Regions from separate parts of the Homo sapiens genome. Here region 1 is linked to region 2. Evidence: read pairs that join two places in POLR2A ChIA-PET (ENCODE). Cell type or tissue: OCI-LY7. All regions are shown on one strand.

Region 1 (2,500 bases), 280 kb after region 2:
ATTGGTCAAAGATGAAATGACAAAGAAAATTAGAAAATATTTTGAATTACACTATAATAAAGACACACACACCAAATTATGGAATACAGTTAAAGGAGTGCTTAGAGGCACATATATAGCTTTAAATGCTTATATCAAAAAAGGAAGACCTGAAATCACTAATCCATACCTCTGCATTAAAAACTTTAAAAAGTCCAGGGAGGGATAGCATTGGGAGAAATACCTAATGTAGATTATGGGTTGATGGGTGCAGCAAACCACCATGGCATGTGTATACCTATGTAACAAACCTGTACGTTCTGCACATGTATCCCAGAACTTAAAGTATAATAAAAAACAATTTAAAAAAACTTAAAAGTAAATTAAATTCAAAATATAATAAAGAAAAGAAAGCAGAAATTAGGAACAGAAAATAAAAAAATTAACAAAACCAAAAATTGGTTCTTTGACAATATTAATAAAATTAATAAAACCACAGTAATAGACATCAAGAAGAAAAGGAGAGAAAACATAAATCATCAATATCAGAAATAAAAGATGAGTTATCACAACAAATCTAAAGACAGCAAAAGAATAATAAGAGAATAGCAGGAACAATTTATGCCAATACATTCTATAACTTATTTAAAATAGACAAAAAGTTCAAAAAATAACTTACCAAAACTGACTTTAATATAGATGTGCATTATGCTAAGTGACATAAGCCAGACACAAATGAACAATACTATATGATTCCACTGATATGAAGTATTTAGAAGAGGCAAATGCATAGAAAAAGAAAGTAGAACAGAGACTGCCAAGGCCTGGGGTAAGGGAAGAAGGGTGTTACTGCTTAATGGGCACAGAGTTTCTACCTGGGACCATGGAAAAGTTTTAGAAATAGATGGTGACAACAGTTGCATGACATTGTGAATATAGTTAATGTCATTACATTGTATACTTAAAAATGGTTAAAATGCCAGAAGTTGAGGCACAAGAATTGCTTGAATTTGGGAGGCAGAGGCTGCAGTGAGCTGAGATCACGCCACTGCACAGCCTGGGTGATAAGAGCGAGACTCTCTCAAAAAAAAAAAAAAAAGTTAAAATGGCAAATTTTGTTATATATACCTTGCCATAATTTTTAAGACTTTAAAGAAATTAATTCAAAAGGAGTTAAGATTCAAACATAAAAGCTAAAATTACAAACTTCTAGAAGAAAACATTGGAGAAAATCTTCATGATCTTGGGATGGGCACAGATTTCTTGGACAGAATGAGTGAGTACTAACTATAAAAACTCACAAAGAACATCAAAATTAAGACCTTCTGCTCTCTGAAAGACATCCTTCCAAAAAGGAAAAGACAAGCTGGAGAAAAATAAGTCACAATATATATAGTGATGCATCACTTAACAACAGAGATACCTTCTGAGAAATGCATTGTTAGGCGATTTCATCATTATGTGAACATCATGGAGTATACCTGCATAAACCTAGATGGTATAGCCTACCACACACATAGGCTATATGGTATTGTATAGCCTATAGACTGCTTCCAGGCCGCAAACCTGTATAGCATGTTACTGCATTGAATACTGTAAGCAACTGTAACACAATGGTAAGTATTTGTGCATTTAAACATAAAAAAGGTACAGTAAAAATACATGTAAAAGATAGAAATGGTACACTTGTATAGGGCACTTACCATGAGTGGGGTTTGCATGACTAGAACTTGCTCTGGGTGACTGAGTGAGTGGTGAGTAAATGTAAAGATCTAGCACATTACTGTCTACTACTGTAGACTTTATAGAAACATTGTATGCTTGGGCTACACTATTTAATATTGCATAATAACATTATATAAACATATAATATAATTATTATATGTTACAAACTTATATAATTATATATTATATAATTGTATCATATAAAATAACATATAATATAATTATATAATAACAATAATATATACAACATTATATAATAATAACATATAAACATTGTACACTTAGGCTACATTATTTTTTTAACAATAAATTAATCTTAGCTTACTGTAACATTTTCACCTTAAATTCTTTAAGTTTTAACTTTACCCTTAAAACACATATTGTACTGCTCCACAAAAATATTTTTGTTCTCTACATCTGCAGGCTATAGGCTGTTTTTTATTTTTAAATTTTAAATTTATTATTTCTTTTTAAATGTTTTTGCCAAAAATGAAGACACAAACATACACTTTAGCCTAAGTGTACACAGGGTCAGGATCATCAAGATGTCACTTTCAGCTCCTTTATAATCTTATGGGATCACCAGTGTCTATGCAGTCTGTTGTTGACCAAAACATTGCATGGTATTGCATGACTATATATATCTGACAAAATATCTGCATCTGAAATATATAAATAACTTGTACAACTCAGTAATTTTTTATTCTTTTTTTCAAAATAAGCAAAATATCTGAACACATTTCACAAAAGATTCACAAATGGCAAATAAGGACAGGAAAAACATATTCACCATCAT
Region 2 (2,500 bases):
AGTGTGGCATGACAGTCAAGAACAAGAACATGGACTCTGAAGCAATCTTAGCTCTGCTACTTGCTAGCCATGTAACCTTGGGGAAAGAGCTATCCTATTTTTGCCTCAGTTTCTTTATCTGAAAAATGAGGATAAAGGGCTGGGCGCGGTGGCTCACGCCTGTAATCCCAGCACTTTGGGAGGCCGATGCGGGTGGATCACAAGGTCAGGAGATCGAGACCATCCTGGCTAACATGGTGAAACCCCATCTCTACTAAAAATACAAAAAATTAGCCGGGCCTGGTGATGGGCGCCTGTAGTCCCAGCTACTTGGGAGGCTGAGGCAGGAGAATGGCGTGAACCCAGGAGGCGAAGCTTGCTGTGAGCCAAGATCACGCCACTGCACTCCAGCCTAGGTGACAGAGCGAGACTCCATCTCAAAAAAAAAGAGGATAAAATACTACTACCTCACTGGGTTACGATATTTTGAGGTTTAAATGAGTCAATATATGTAAAGTGCTTTGAATTATAAACATATATAAGGGTCAGCTGGTATTGTTTTTATTTTTACTATTTTTAGCACTAGACTGTGGGTGTCTGGGGAGAGTATTTCTGCCTCTAAGTACTGGTCCAGCCCTGCAATCTCTGCCCTTTCCTGTTTTGGCAAGTGCTGGAGCCTATGCTTCAGCCTGAGGAGAACAGGGAAGTCCTTAGGTACCGCCAACCCACCTGGCTGCATTCAGAGGACCATTCCCCAGTTACAGCAAGGGAGGCCTTGAGCCAGCCCAGCCCAAAGGAATGAATAGCGTCCAGCTTGGAACCTCCTAGAAGCCAGAGGTCCCTCAGAGGCTGACTAATACGCGAGCCCCATTCCTCTCCCAGAGAGGGGCAGGCGCTTCCCTCAGGTCACTCTCAGTACCAGAGTCAAAGTAGTTTTTTCCTTCCCAGCCCAGCCCGTCCCTTTGCCCACCACCTCCTGCAGGGCCTGTTTCTGACATCTGTGGCTCTAGAACAGCAGGCCCAGGGAGAACTACAAGAGGCAGGGACTGCTAGTTCATGGGTCTGTGGTGCAGTAGTGTGAGCTGCCGTGACAGCATGAGCTCTCCAGCAATGGTGGAGGCCAAATTAAAGCTAGTAAGAGCTTGCTGAGGATGCTGCAAAGAGGATGGAGAAGACGGTGGGAAATTAGAGGGCTCTTTACAGGTCTAGGACTTCATTTGTGTGTCTTATAGATGTCTGGCTGGTCAGCAAGTGGGTGTGGGCCAGACAATGTGAGGTGCTGATTTTCACTCTCATACCCACTCCAGGAGGCCTACTTCAAGAAGCACAAGTTCAACACGGTTCCAGGTGTCCAGCTCAGGAATGTGGACAGGTTGGGGCTGGCAGCAGGGCAAGGGGTGGATATCTAGGAGATTTGGAGGCCAGTCCCTGAAAGTCCCTTCCAATGCTGGGCCTGTGTGTTTACTCCAGCCCTGCGGCTACAGATTCCCATGTGACCCCTTGCCCTGCTCAGTGCTACCCATGGGACCTGAGGGCCTGCCCACTCCCCTGACCCATTTCTCCCTCCTCTTCAGTCTGAAGAAAGAAGCTTATGAAGTGGAAGTTCACAGGCTGCTCAGGTATGGCCTAGGACAATTGGGGTGTAGCAGGGAGCAAAGAGTCAAATACTGGGGATCTTGGCCCCATAATTTACAGGGTCCTGTGCAAAATGAAAATCAGGGCCCTCATCTCAAACATTAGGAACTTCAGGCCGGGCGCGGTGGCTCACGCCTGTAATCCCAGCACTTTGGGAGGCCGAGGTGGGTGGATCATGAGGTCAGGAGATCGAGACCATCCTGGCTAACACGGTGAAACCCTGTCTCTACTAAAAATACAAAAAATTAGCCGGGCGTGGTGGCAGGCGCCTGTAGTCCCAGCTACTTGGGAGGCTGAGGCAGGAGACTCCAGCCTGGGCGACAGAGCAAGACTCCATCTCAAAAAAAAAAAAAAAAAAAGAACTTCAAGGTGGCAACAGCAGAGCATTCAACCAAGTACAGGGTCCTGTGGGACACACCCATGAAGTGGGCCCTGTCTTGGCTATATTCTCCCACCCTCTACTGCAGTGAGGCTGAGGTTCTGGACCACAGCAAGAACCCTTGTGAAGACTCTTTCCTGCCAGACACAGAGGGCCACACCTACGTGGCCTTTATTCGAATGGAGAAAGATGATGACTTCACCACCTGGACCCAGCTTGCCAAGGTGCTCCAATACCATGCCCACCCTGGAGAACCCCTCCCCCTCACACACATACTGCCCCAAGATCCAGGGAGCCTTTGCTCTGGAATCTTCAACCTCAGAACCTCCTCTTTATACTCTTAGAACACCTCTTCCAACCTCCTTGTCCAAATTCATATTCTAAAAGATGCTATCTCTTACAAATTGAGGTGGTTTCTGAGGAGGGGTGGGGGCTGGGCCAAAGGGTCGTCAGTGACCCCTCCCTACAGCTCTCTGACCCATGTCTCTGTCTCCATCCCACCCTCAC

Evidence for each region. Peaks named below come from ENCODE experiments on the same cell type or tissue, not always from the same donor. Only the 100,000 strongest peaks of a DNase experiment are listed, where the experiment ranks them.
Region 1: POLR2A ChIA-PET joins it to region 2 with 13 read pairs; 2 of 35 experiments call an interaction of 5 or more read pairs at or near these places.

What each region holds. Positions count from the first base shown.
Region 1 is chr1:45,906,042-45,908,541 of GRCh38, reverse strand. All of the region lies in intron 4 of MAST2 (microtubule associated serine/threonine kinase 2), which reads right to left. It overlaps LOC105378694 (a long non-coding RNA gene), which reads left to right. Exons shown (of 5, transcript XR_001738038.2): 1 at 1-1,595. Among named protein-coding and RNA genes, the nearest start is that of MAST2, 100 kb to the right of the region's middle. In OCI-LY7, no CTCF peak of the experiment used is centred here; no DNase peak of the experiment used is centred here.
Region 2 is chr1:46,189,571-46,192,070 of GRCh38, reverse strand. It overlaps POMGNT1 (protein O-linked mannose N-acetylglucosaminyltransferase 1 (beta 1,2-)), which reads left to right. Exons shown (of 22, transcript NM_017739.4): 18 at 1,287-1,351; 19 at 1,554-1,598; 20 at 2,082-2,217. It also overlaps a transcript of TSPAN1 not described here. Among named protein-coding and RNA genes, the nearest start is that of POMGNT1, 7.6 kb to the left of the region's middle. In OCI-LY7, no CTCF peak of the experiment used is centred here; no DNase peak of the experiment used is centred here.